Linked DNA regions of Homo sapiens: region 2 is linked to region 1. The links are chromatin contacts, found by Hi-C or POLR2A ChIA-PET in ENCODE. All regions are on one chromosome and are shown on one strand. Each heading gives the region's core, a stretch centred on a gene start or an enhancer-like site at or near the end of the contact. The rest is flanking DNA. Distances are from core to core; before and after follow the strand shown. Region 1 overlaps MICAL3 (microtubule associated monooxygenase, calponin and LIM domain containing 3). Region 2 overlaps PEX26 (peroxisomal biogenesis factor 26).

Region 1 (6,818 bases), core at 1-2,500:
CAGACCCCTTCGTCCCGGCTACCTACTGAGCAAGCGGGGTGGCGGCTCACCAGTGCCGCATGCCAGGCGGAGGGTCTCGCTGCGGCTGGCTTTCTGCTAGGCCAGGCAAGCCCGGTTCCGTGTAGGGCTCCTCAAGATGGTTTCTTAGCTGGGAATTTCCCATGTGCCCCGGAGACCTCCAAAAGCGCGGTCCCCTCGGAAGGCAGCCAGGGAAGGGGCATCACTGAGACTAGAGGCGAAGGCGGCTGCGATCGCCCGGCCGCGCCCACCGCCCCCACAAACGGAAAGGCGCGCCGGGGTCCTCTCGGCCACCTACCTGCCAGGGTCGCAGGAGCCCACGCTTGGCGCACGCTAGCTCCAGGCCGGGGCAGCGGGACGGGGAGGCCCCGAGGGCCAGGCCGCGGAGGCAGGACCCGGCGGAGCCTCGGCCCGGAGCCTGCGGACTCCGGTAAAGACAGAGACCTCCCCCGCCCCAAAAAGCACCCCCCGACCCCGCACCCAGAGCCGGGCTAAGCCCCCACCCTCCGCCTCCCGCCTGAAGCGGGCAGCCTCCCCGCGCTTCCCCGCGCCTGCTGCCCCGGAACTCAGGACCAGCCGGCGCACCTGGCCACGCATCCTCCGGCGGGAGGTGACCACACGGGAACGCGAGGCGGGGGCTTCCTCGCGCCCCGCCGGCCGGACGCAGGGTTATAAGCGCAGCCGGAAGGAGGCGCCCGCGCCGCGGCGGCTCCCGGCTTCGGCACTGCCCGGGCGGGAGGCTCGGCGCGCGTCCGCTCGCGGGGCCACCCGCTCCAGAACCGCCCGCCGGAACCAGCCCGGTGCCCGAGACCCCGAGCTCGGGCGCGAGCAGGATGCGGCTCCCCGGGGACGGTTGGCGCGGGTCGGAGTCCCGAAGCCCCGTTCTTACCTCTGCCTCATACTGCGGTGTCCCTCGGCGCCGGCGTCGCTGTGGCGGGCCAGTGCCGCCCTGTTCCGCAGCCCGAGCGTCCGGCGCGGTAGGTAGCAGCCGGAGAAGCGGCGCAGCCGGGGGATGGGCGGGCACATGGAAGGGCGGGGGTTGTGGCCCTCGGGCCGGACCACGGGACCCCAGCCTCGGGGGCGAGATATCTCAGTACACCTCGAAAACTGGCAAGCGGCCCCCGTCCTCAGGGACTCCATTGCTACTTGCACGCTCAGTCTTGCCAGAATCTCACGGGATATGTGCAAAAGGCAAAGAAATAAGCTGTCGCCACGCCCTTCGTCCTCTCCGTCCCCCTGCAGGATCCATATGGTACATTCCTCAAAGCCCAACGGGAGACGGGAAAGAACTGATTGGTTGGGAATCTTGGAAGGGGCGAGAAGCCACATGAAGTGGCCAATGGAGAAACCCGGTGGGCATATCAAAGCCTGCCCCCGGAGAGAAGAGAGGATGTATTTAAAGGGGACTTGTTGGCCGGGCGCGGTGGCTAACGCCTGTAATCCCAACACTTTGGGGAGCCGAGGCATGCGGATCACTTGAGGTCAAGAGTTCAAGACCAGCCGGGCCAACATGATGAAACCCTGACTCTACTGAAAATACAAAAATTAGCCGGGCGTGGTTGCACGGGCCTGTAGTCCCAGCTACTCTGGAGGCTGAGGCAGGAGAATCACTTGAACCCGGGAGGCGGAAGTTGCAGTGAGCCGAGATGGTGCCACTGCACTACAGCCTGGGCAACAGAGCGAGACTCCATCTAAAGAAAGAAAAAATAATAATAAAGGAGACTTGTTTGTTGCTCTTAGTTGCCGCAAAATGAAACTAGGATTTTCATTCTAGTTGGGAAGCAAAGAGGTTAGGGGGAATTTCAAATTTTTGGAGGAGGGCGCTAAGAGAAAATATAGAGCAGAGGGCGGGCGCGGTGGCACACGCCTGTAATCCCAGCACTTTGGGAGGGAGGCCGAGGCGAGCAGATCACAAGGTCAGGAGCTCGAGGCCGGCCTTACCAACATGGTGAAACCCCGTCTCTACTAAAAATACAAAAAATAGCCAGGCATGGTGGCGCGCGTCTGTAATCTCAGCTACTTAGGAGGCTGAGGCAGGAGAATCGCTTGAACCCAGGAGGCGGAGGTTGAACTGAGCCCAGATCGTGCCATTGCACTCCAGCCTGGACAACAGAGTGAGCCTCTGTCTAAAAAAAAGAAAACGAAAATATAGAGCGAATTGAACCAAATATATCTTGTATGACCTTGAGCAGGTAAGTACAACCCTCGGCCTCAGTTTCATCATCTGGTCCAATGAGGATACTGGAATGCACTTGGTGTCTGATGGCCTTCACACACTTCATGTGTGATCCTATCATCCTTTGCACAGGAATAGCAATACCTGCAAATATTCTTCAACTTTGAGCATTATCCACTATCTTAAAGAACTTTAGGCTGGGCGCGGTGGCTCACGCCTATAATCCCAGCACTTTGGGAGGCCAAGGCAGGCAGATCACGAGGTCAGGAGATCCAGACCATCCTGGATAACACGGTGAAACCCCATCTCTACTAAAGATACAAAAACAAAATTAGCTGGGCGTGGTGGTGGGCGCCTGTAGTCCCAGCTACTCAGGAGGCTGAGGCAGGATAATGGTGTGAACTCGGGAGGCGGAGCTTTCAGTGAGCCAAGATTGCACCACTGCACTCCAGCCTGGGCAACAGAGCAAGACTCCATCTCAAAAAAAAAAAAAAAAGAACTTTAGTTGAAAGTCGATAGACTTTCTGACACCTACTTTCAGCGACAGTATCAACCCCACCTTTGGTAAAGATGAATCCTGTCTTCTTTCTGGGTCCCTCATCTCTTAGAGAAGAATATTCTTCTTATGTGTGGGGCCCTCCACCTCCAAGTAGTTCATAATTTCTACTTCTCCAGGAAGCACCCCTTTCTCTTCCTTCTCCCTTCCTTCTCATAATCAGACAAAACTTCGATTAATAATTCATTCACCCAATGAGCTGTCCACAATTCCTGCCTTCAGCAACAAACCCCACTGCTCACCCCTCCCTAGAGCTGCGAAAGTGCTCGTCCCTAACTCAATCTGTGACAACCATTCAACCACACATGGCCAATTGTGCTTTCATCCACACTACAAGCCAAATTTCAGACTTTCTAACCACTCCTTGGGGTCTGCTCTGTTTTAGAGCTTTACACCAGCCTGCTAGGCTTACAATTTGGCTACCAAGCTTCAGCTCCATCTTCTTTAGTTCAGAACTTTTCAACCTCCCAACAGCTGGTCACCCCACTGCCACTCAACCAGCTTCCAATCACGCAGGGAGTCTGGGATACCCTTTCTTTATTTTTTTTTTTTTAAGATGGAGTCTCGCTGTGTTGCAAGTCTGGAGTGCGGTGGTGCCATCTCAGCTCACTGCAACCTCCGCCTCCCGGGTTCAACTGATTCTCCTGCCTCAGCCTCCCAAGTAGCTGGGACCACAGATACCTGCCACCACACCTGGCTAATTTTTGTATTTTTAGTAGAGACAGGGTTTCGCCATGTTGGCCAGGATGGTCTCGATCTCCTGACCCTGTGATGTGCCTGCCTCGGCCTCCCAGAGTGCTGGGATTACAGGCATGAGCCACTGCGCCTGGCCCCTGGGATAGCCTTTCTAATACCTCCAGATAACTCATCTTCCAACTATAATCCAAAGAGCTCTGGAAAGTGCATCCCTCCATGAAGCCTTCCAGATTGATTGCCAGAAGCTGCTAGCTTACAGAGCTTCCATTTCTACTCTGTGCCTTGCCATAACCCAACTGTCCATGCTCTCTGCCCCAATATACATTTCTTTTTTTTTTTTTTCTTTTTCTTTTGAGACTGAGTTTCGTTCTTGTTGCCCAGGCTGGAGTGCATGATCTCGGCTCACCACAAACTCCGCCTCCTGGGTTCAAGCGATTCTCCTGCCTCAGCCTCCCGAGTAGCTGGGATTACAGGCATGCGCCAACACGCCCAGCTAATTTTGTATTTTTAGTAGGGACGGGGTTTCTCCATGTTGGTCAGGCTGGTCTTGAAATCCCAACCTCAGGTGATCCACCCGCCTCGGCCTCCCAAAGTGCTGGGATTATAGGCATGAGCCGCCGTGCCCGGCCAATATACATTTCTTATTGACATATTTCCCTATCTCCCTGATGGCCACAGCAGCAGCAGCCACAGCTTACATTTATTAAGTGCTCACTATGTGCTAGGTACTGTTGGGAAGTGCTTTGCCCGCATTATTTAACTTCACCCTCATATCAATTCTGTGATGTTCCTTATTATTCGCCTTAGTACCGTTTTGCCTTCCTGAGGAAAACACAAGAGCTTAGTGAAACTGATCTGCCCGAGTGCACACAGAGGTCTGACATCTAGTGCCCCCACCATAACTCCACAACGCAATACTGTCTTGAGTTTCTTAAGAATCTACTGCATGCCAGATGAAAGATAATCTCATATATTTACTTATTTATTTTTATTTTTATTTTGTTTTTTTTTATTTTTTTTGAGGCAGAGTCACACTCTGTCACCCAGGCTGGAGTACAGTGGCGCAATCTCGGCTCACTGCAACCTCTGCCTCCTGATTTCAAGCGATTCTCATGCCTCAGCCTCCCAAGTAGCTGAGATTACAGGCTCGTGCCACCACGCTTGGCTAATTTTTATATTTTTAGTAGAGATGGGGGTTTCGCTATCTTGGCCAGGCTGGTCTCGAACTCCTGACCTCAGGTGATCCACCTGCCTCGACTTCCTAAAGTGCTGGGGTTACAGGCGTGAGCCACTACGCCAGGCCTCATACATTTATATTATGTTTACATTTATTTCTATACCTATAATATCATTTCAGTCTCAAAACAGTCATGTGAGGAGAGTTGGTAGAAGTCTATTCACAGATGAGGAAGGAAACTACAGCTCAGAGAGCATGACCGTTTGGCTAAGGTAGCAAGGCTGGTAAGTAACTGAGCCTGGCTTTCCACACTGCATTCTTTCCATTGCAATTCCTGCCCCCTGCGTGAACACAACCTTTTTACATGTAACAACCAGAGAAGGAGGAAACAAATACAAAATAGCAAAACCTAAGCCACAGGGTTTAGGGAGTGTGGTACAAGGAGTGCTTACAGGGGGCCAGAAAACAAGTCAAAGAAGACTTCTATGAAGGGTGAGATCACTGTGGACTTCTTTATACTGGTTTGTTGTTTATATTCTGCCCATGAGAGTGTGTCTTGGACACATCTGGCAGATTCAATAGCAAAAGGCCACAAAACTGCCCCGTACCGCTGGAGTGCTGGTGGCTAGAATTAGCCCCATGTCAATGAAGAAGGGACTTCTGTGTGCAATGCTGCTGCCGACCAGTTTGGGAAAGTTCTCAACTGGCTGTTTAGCAAACTATCCTGCTCCACCGGCAGTTTTAACACTCCCCTGCAAATACAGGCTGGGCTCATTATTTCTTCTTTTTCAACTGTTGACATCCTCACAGGGTTGGAGAGCCTAGCAAAATTGTGTGGGAGCAGCAAACTTTTAATATTGATTAAGCAGCCTGAACAAGGTGATTGTGAGGCCAATACTTCTGAGTTGTTCTTTGCCAGGTCCAGCCATAGTCAATCAAGTTAATTCTCACTCCCATAGCTCTCTCTTTTCTCATCCCCAGAGAGCTCTAAAATGTCTCTGCTTATCTGAGTGCTTTCTTTATGCATTCAAACATTTATTGGGCACCCACTACAAGCAAAGAACTGGCAGCTTGTGTGGGGTTATCCTGATGGATCCGCACATGAAGTGTGTACTTAGTGCATGGGGTGATTAAATATCAGACCCCCTTCCGTAAGGAAGGAATCTGCCTGAGAACCTCAGAGAGTGCAAGTGGATCCCATCTACGGCGAAATGTAGGTGCTCACGTTGGGAAGTCTGCCCCCCTAGTAGGAGAAGGAGCACTAGGTTGAGAAATGGCCCTGGGTTGGGGAGATGGGCAGTGTCCTGCGGAGGTGGAGAGTGCCCAGAAATAACTGGACACTTAGTAAACAATAGGGAGAATCATCTAATTCAATCCGCAATGGAGCCGGTAGAAGATTTGTGGAATATGCTATCTTATTTTCAATTTAAAAAATATTTTCTGGGCTGGTGACGGTGGCTCATGCCTCTAATCTCAGCAGTTTGGGAGGTCGAGAAGGGCAGATCACCTGAGGTCAGGAGTTTGAGACCAGCCTGACCAACATGGAGAAACCCCGTCTCTACTAAAAATACAAAATTAGCCAGGCGTGGTGGTGTATGCCTATAATCCCAGCTACTGGGGAGGCTGAGGCAGGAGAATCGCTTGAACCTGGGAGGTGGAGGTTGTGATGAGCCGTGATTGTGCCATTGCACTCCAGCGTGGGCAACAAGAGCGAAACTCTGTCACACACACACACACAAAAAAATTCTGATTTCTTTTTTTGTTTTGAGACGGAGTCCCTCTCAGCCACCCGGACTGGAGTGCAGTGGTGCAATCTCTGCTCACAGCAACCATCATCTTCTGGGTTCAAGCGATTCTCTCGTCTCAGCCAACTGAGTAGCTGAGATTACAGGCACCCGCCATCATGCCCGGCTAATTTTTGTATTTTAGTAAAGACAGGGTTTCACCATGTTGGCCAGGCTGGTCTTGAACTCCTGACCTCAGGTGAACTGCCCTCCTCAGCCTCCCAAAGTGCTAGGATTACAGGCGTGAGCCACCGCGCCCGGCCAATTTTCTGATTTCAAAAGTAATACATGTTCATTGTAAAAGAATTTTTTAAATAAAGTACAAAAAATAAAAATACCCATTACGTTCACCAGCATATCATTGTTACCATTTTGATGTATGTGTTTTCTTGTATTTTTCTGTGTACATGT
Region 2 (6,818 bases), core at 3,207-5,706, 91 kb after region 1:
TCTGCCCTGCAGCTTCCCCTTCCTCCCTGCACTTCCTCTACAAGCTGGCCCAGCTCTTCCGCTGGATCCGGAAGGCTGCATTTTCTCGCCTCTACCAGCTCCGCATCCGTGACTGAGGGTCCCTGCGCACCACAGCCTCTCTGCTCCTCACGTCCGTGGCCACAGAAGCAGAGCGACAGAGCGACACATCCACAGGCGCCCCTGGGGAAATGGGACCAGCCTAATCTCGCGGAGTGCACTGTGTCTTGCTGCCTGGGTGCCCTCTCCTTTGCACCCTACTTCGGCTGGTCGCGGTAGATGATGTGGAAACAAAGCAGGACCAGCAGGCACAGCACCTCCAGAACAGTGCCCCGGATGACCAGAGGCCCCTTGAAAAGGAGGGGTTTGGGGACAGGGACTGTGTCCATGAAACATTCCATCTTCTTGGTGAAGGCAAGGGGTTGGTTCTTCAGGTCAGGATGTTAATGGAGCTGGAAGTTCAGAAAAAGCCTGGTGAAGTGACCCTTGGCCTTTCACTTCTTGAGAAACATACTTCTTTGCTGGGCATGGTGACTCACGCCTGTAATCCCAGCACTTTGGAAGGGTGAGGTGGGTGGATCACTTGTGGCCAGGAGTTCAAAACCTGCCTGGCCAACATGGTGAAACCCCATCTCTACTAAAAATACAAAAATTAGCTAGATGTGGTGCACGCCTATAGTCCTAGCTACTTGGGAGGCTGAGGCAGGAGAATCACTTGAGCCAGGGAGGCAAAAGTTGCAGTGAGCTGAGATTGTGCTACCGCACTCTCTCAAAACAAACAAAAAAACATGCCCCACAGGACAGTACCTTAATTAGCTAGAGTAGATCTGAGAGGGCCTCTTCTTGCCTGCACTGTGCTCCCCAGAGCTGATCTAATTCTGTATCAATAGGCTGTTCCCATGGTCTTGCCATGCGCTTGAAGCTGCAGGAGCCTTCTCACTGTTCAGGCTGGGGTGTGGTTTTCAGAACCACCGGGTTGACTACTGAAAACCAAGTGAGCCTTACAGCTCTTATCGCTGGGTAAAGTGATCTTGCCTGGTGCCTCTTGGTCTTCAGCTCAATTTTCCAGGTTGTCCTGGCCAAGTCTTGCTCTGTTACGCTCAGTGCCTCTGCCCACTCTTTCCCCGCCAGCCCTTCCCTCCCGCCCTGCAAACTTGTCCCTTGGCTGTTTCACCAGGTTCTGCCTGTATCCTTGCCTCCTTGGTACACACCATTTCAGGTTCTTCCCTTTCTGTGTCCCATTGTCCTAGTTATGTTCTGTTGTTTGTGTAATGCCCAAATTTTTCTGCTCGTGTGGCCTTGAAAAGTAGGCCAGCCTCAGAGGCTGCTGAGCTGAAAATGGAACTGAGTAATCAGGTGAGCTGGAAGGGATGTGGGGGGCGGGGCAGACGGGAGACATGGGTTTTGAAGGCAGTGAACAATAAAACCTTAGGGAGGTGGCACCGAGGCCTTAGCATTTGAGGAGCTGAAATGTTTCAGTGTTGTTTTCTCACCAGCCACAAGCATCTTATGAGTTTCTGTGCAAGGAAGCGTAGAGCACTGCTGTGCTGTCAGGATGAAGAAGGGCTTTCTGCAGGGGCTGGCCTTTCTCTACCCAGAGGCCAAGCAGGCTGCCCTGCACTGTGTCCTTGGTGTTGATGCCCAAAATAGAGAAGGTGCTTGCTAGCTTTTCCTTGGTACATTTTCGGGGGTTGCAAGGCAACAAGTTTTCTTTTGTTTTGTTTGTTTGTTTGTTTGTTTGTTTTTGAGATGGAGTCTCTGTCACCCAGGCTGGAGTGCAGTGGCGTGATCTCAGCTCACTGCAAGCTCCGCCTCCCGGGTTCATGCCATTCTCCTGCCTCAGCCTCCCGAGTAGCTGGGACTACAGGTGCCCACCACCTCGCCTGGCTAATATTTTTGTATTTTTAGTAGAGTCTGGGTTTCACTGTGTTAGCCGGGATGGTCTCGATCTCCTGAACTTGTGATCCACCCACCTAGGCCTCCCAAAGTGCTGGGATTACAGGTGTGAGCCATCGCGCCCGGCCAACTTTTCTTTAGAAAAATGAGTAAAGTAGGTAAACTTCACAGGCCCCTTAGAATTAAATCCTTAGGGCATGGTTCAAGTCTGTAGGAAGCAAATCTATACTTTTTTATATGGGCTTTTAAGTAAAGCTTAGAACCCTGGGGGGAGAAAAGCAGTCAGGTGAGGTTTGAGATTCCTTCTATAGAATGATTTCTTAAAATGAAAATCTGGGCCCACTTAACTACCCTAGATAAAACGCTTCAATGGCTTCCCATGGCTCACTGGATAACATCTAAATTCTTCATGGAATTGAAGGCCCCTATGTGCTGGTTTTGGCTAAGATCTCCCCTTTGATGTGGGTCCCCTGTTGATTATATGTGCGGCCTTCCAGCTGCCCACCATCACAGCTACAGCTCGCTCCCCTTGGCCTCTGTGCCTTGGCTCGCACTGTTCCTACTGAAGGCCTAGCACCTGCTCTTGGCCTGGTGAGCCCCTCCACCTTCCAGGCTTACTCAAAGAATTCTTTCTGCCCCTCCCTGTGTCCCGGGACCTGTTTCATATCGCTTCTGTGGTCGTGACCCCATGGTCTTGTAATTGTGAACTTCTTTGCTGCCCCTTCGAAGCTGGGGAGTGCTTGTTGCAGATGCATCCAAGAGGGGTAATTGCGTATCAACAGTGGATTTGCTGGTTGTTTCTACAGGGTTCTGAAGCATGCAACATAGAACAGATACCTTTAAATTTAGGGGCGCTAAGGAAAGCAGGAACCAGTAATCCTCTTCTGTGGTGGGATGGGAGGGTGGGGGAGAGGGGTGGAATGGAGAGGAAACAGGCTATTGTTGGCCAGCCCTGGGTGGAGGTGGGTGCAAGCAGGACAGATAGTGCCTGGGGGTGGGGGCGGAGGGTTCGCCTCTAGGAAGGGGCTAGAAGGGATGAGGAAATAGTTCATAGCTTCGTGCAGGTGATCCCTATTCTGCGTGTATGTGTTTGCACATGAGTGTTTGTAGACCATAGACCATTAAAAAATACGGAATTCAAAAGTTACAAAAAGGGTATTCTTGGAAAAGAAAGTTGTTTTTTTTTAGTCTTGCTGTGTTGCCCAGGCTGGACCTGAACTCCTGGGCTTGAGCAAGTCTTCCCCTCAGCCTCTGGAGTAGCTGGGCCTACAGTGTGTGCTGCCACACCCAGCTAATACAGTCTTTCTACTCCCGCTCTCTATTCCCCAGTTTCTTGCCCAGAGGCAACCCTTGCCAGTCTGTTTATCCCTCCAGATACAGTCTCTGATAGTAAACTTTTCTTTCTCTTACACAAATGATAGTAGTCACATACACTACACACACTGTGCCACGTTTAAAAAGAAAAAAAACAATTCTCGGCTGGGCGCGGTGGCGCATGCCTGTAATCCCAGCACTTTGGGAGGCCAAGGTGGGTGAATCACCTGAAGTCAGGAGTTCGAGATCAGCATGGCCAACATGGTGAAACCCCATCTCTACTAAAAATACAAAAAAAAAATGAGCCGGGCATGGTGGTGGGTACCTGTAATCCCAGCTACTCAGGAGGCTGAGGCAGGAGAATCACTTGAACCCGGGAGGCAAGGGTTGCAGTGAGCTGAGATCGCGCCATTGCACTCCCACCTGGGCAACAAAGAGTGAAACTTGGTCTCAGAAACGAAACAAAACACAAAAACCTTTCTCAGTCCCAGCATATGTGGAGCAGCCTCATTCTTCATAGCTGTGTGTCATTCCGTTGCGTGATGGGGTCACAGAGCACAGACCTGGTGCCCTTTTCCTTTTTAATATGTGGAAACCCCTCCATGCTTTCCAAAGCCTACAAGTACAGCAGCCCCAAGTTTAGGGTGAGCAGCAGTGGTCAGAGCTCTTTACTATTACTTTTGGGCAAACGCAAGCCAGGCTGGCAACCACCACTGCCGCCGAGGGGAGATACAAGCAGGCCAGTTCACACTCTGGACGTTCAGTTTCTTTCTACATCTAGAAGGTGGCCTCTGCTATCCACTTAAAGCAGCCCAAGGAACTGTCAGAAAGCGAAAGTGATGACATGAACCGCGAGTAGGGCACCTCCCTGTGCCGTCGTCTGCTTTCCTTCCTCCCTCCCAGCCTCCCTGTGCCGTCCTCTGCTTTCCTCCCTCCCAGCACGGAAAAGCCGTGGGGCCGATGGACTTTGGCCTCACATCCACAGATGGGGCCTGTGGGAATTCTACTGATTTACTCTCTGGCCTAGTCAAGCAACCCACCCACGGCCTGGCCAAGGTCGGCCTCACCGCCCTGGCCTAGCACCTTTGGAAACTGAATACATGGAGTGTTAACCAGAAAAATGTCTGGCCCTTTTGCCTCGCTGCCTCTGGAAACCTCAGTGTTTCGGGCTGGTAGGAAGCTACAGGACAGACAGTGGGCACGGTGCCTAGCAGCCTGTCGCGCCCCCGCCCGCCTCTGCATTCCTCCAGCGGTGGTGTACGGATCCAGACATTGTTTGCCACCTCTAGGCCTCTTGATAAAACAGCAAGTATTTTTCTTGTCTTAAAGCAATGCATGTATATTTTAGAAAATATTAATTGCATAGAAGGAAATACAGGACTCGTGATCCCACCACTCAGAAATAATTACTATTAATACGGTTGATTTTCTTTCAGCTTTTTTCCCCCTAATTAATTAACTAATTCTTTTTTTTCCTGCAACTCCTGCTTCACAGACTTTTTTTTTTTTTTTAACTTGGCATGGTGGCTCACACCTATAATCCCAGCACTTTGGGAGGCCAGAGTGGGAGGATTGCTTGAGCCTAGGAGTTCAAAGCTAGCCTGGGCAACCTAGTGGGACCCCATTTCTTTTTTTTGGGGGGGGGGTGGGTTATAAAAGCCCTTTTATAAAGCCAATTTTAAACAAGAAAAAAACAAAAAGTTTACAAAAGAAAAAAAGATACAGAAAAAGAATAACTTGCTTCATATGTCCCAAAAAGAGAAAAAAATAAACGGGACAATGCCAACATGCTCAACAATAAAGGGTTCTTTTTCTTACTTTTTTAATACAAAATACAAGCAAAGGATACACATACTTAAAACAGAGCTCAGGAGCAGACACGCAGTCCTGGGAACCCTTCAATAAGAGCAAAGCAGGAGTTTGTTTTTTCTTTGTGCAGATACATACAGAGACTGGGATATGTAAAAATTAAGTATCACAAAAGACCATCACACGATTCTACCAATGCATGTTGCATCTATAATTCACGAACATGGTCAACAAGATCATGTTCACTTCAACCCCATTTCATTTAAATTAAAGAAAAAAACCTGGCCGGGCGCGGTGGCTCACGCCTGTAATCCCAGCACCTTGGGAAGCCGAGGCAGGTGGATCACGAGGTCAGGAGATCGAGACCATCCTGGCTAACACGGTGAAATCCCATCTCTACTAAAAAAATACAAAAAATTAGCCGGGCGTGGTGGCGGGTGCCTGTAGCCCCAGCTACTCGGGAGGCTGAGGCAGAAGAATGGCGTGAACCCAGGAGGCGGAGCTTGCAGTGAGCCTAGATGGCGCCACTGCACTCCAGCCTGGGGGACAGAGCAAGACTCCGTCTTAAAAAAAAAAAAAACAAAAATAAACCTTTTAAATAAAGTGGTTACATTCTAACTTTAACTTCCTTAGTACCATGCTGCAGGTTTCAGCACTGTTAAGGTATTGCAAGAATGCCCAACCCTCTGGTGTCTGATTGTGTATCTAGCAACATTGCAGTATGAAGAAAAGAGATGCCCCGGGTACGACCCCATTTCTATTAAAAATAAATGTAAACACCCAACCCTCTTGGCAGCCCATGCACTTGAGAACCTGTAGAAAATGGCAGTGTGCAACCAGCATGGCTGCGAGCTCAGCGTCTTCACTAGAGAGAGTGGAGGTGGTTAGGAAAGGGCAGGCGGGAAGGGGCCATGTTGGCCGGACAACTGCAGGTGAAGATGGGATTGTGAAGTACAGTCCAAGGCCCACTCACCAAGGGCTGGATCCAAATATGTGGGGTTGGGATTCTGTGACCTACTTCCAATTTTAATATTGACCTGAGCTCATATTTAGCTCTACATGTTTCCCAGCTCGTATTTTCCAACAGCCCCTTTAAAACTTTTAGCATCCTCTTGTCACTTTTGTACTATCCAAGGTGGGACGGACAGGTGTCAGATAATAGCAGAGACTTGGTGAAGAAATGAAAGCACTTTTGTAGAAGAGTGTCATTTCAGAAAAAAGCCTTTTTTTTTTGAGATGGAGTCTCGCTCTGTCACCCAGGCTGGAATGCAGTGGCGTGATCTCAGCTCACTGCAAGCTCCGCCTCCTGGGTTCACACCATTCTCCTGCCTCAGCCTCCCGAGTGGCTGGGACTATAGGCGCCCGCCACCACGCCTGGCTAATTTTTTGGTATTTTTAGTAGAGACTGGGTTTCACCGTGTTAGCCAGGATGGTCTCGATCTCCTGACCTCGTGATCCGCCTCCCACAGTGCTGGGATTACAGGCGTGAGCCACGGCACCTGGAGAGAAAAAAGCTTCTTTAATGACGACCTCAACATAATTTACATGGAGAAGTTTCTTAGGTGGAAAACCGATTTGTATGGTCCTCAGAATGTAACCTACAGGTTCTTGCCCTCAGAAAAATGCATGCATACTTTTATGTTACAGGCTTATTTTCCAAATGCGGTAGAGGGCCATCCCTTCTTTGGCTTCTTGCCTTGTCTCTGACCCCACTGACTGCCCCTTTTCTGCCTCCATAGCTAGTTTCTTATTTTCCTTTGGCTTTTTTTTTCTTTTCTTTT

What was found. Hi-C counts contacts between places; a loop is a spot of excess contacts on that map. ChIA-PET counts read pairs that join two places held with the same protein, here RNA polymerase II (POLR2A). Pooled maps may share reads with other maps.
Region 2: a loop to region 1 is called in a pooled map, with 2.9 times the contacts of the local background. The contact joins two enhancer-like sites. A Hi-C loop is called at or near these places in 8 of 37 single-sample maps with no recorded cell type and 4 of 50 pooled maps. POLR2A ChIA-PET finds 5 or more read pairs at or near these places in 3 of 52 experiments (CD4-positive, alpha-beta memory T cell, HEK293 and activated CD8-positive, alpha-beta memory T cell).

What each region holds. Positions count from the first base shown.
Region 1 is chr22:18,000,486-18,007,303 of GRCh38, forward strand. The region is part of intron 1 of MICAL3 (microtubule associated monooxygenase, calponin and LIM domain containing 3); the gene reads right to left. Among named protein-coding and RNA genes, the nearest start is that of MICAL3, 21 kb to the right of the region's middle. RefSeq lists silencers at 251-360, 491-680, 691-1,070 and an enhancer at 1,006-1,702. Within about 2 kb of position 1,251, at least 41 of the 41 ENCODE cell types and tissues checked have a DNase peak (open chromatin) inside an H3K27ac peak, as active enhancers do.
Region 2 is chr22:18,087,960-18,094,777 of GRCh38, forward strand. It overlaps PEX26 (peroxisomal biogenesis factor 26), which reads left to right. Exons shown (of 5, transcript NM_001127649.3): 5 at 13-6,818. The coding sequence ends at 116. Among named protein-coding and RNA genes, the nearest start is that of PEX26, 13 kb to the left of the region's middle. RefSeq lists enhancers at 3,734-3,793, 3,814-4,023. Within about 2 kb of position 4,457, at least 29 of the 41 ENCODE cell types and tissues checked have a DNase peak (open chromatin) inside an H3K27ac peak, as active enhancers do.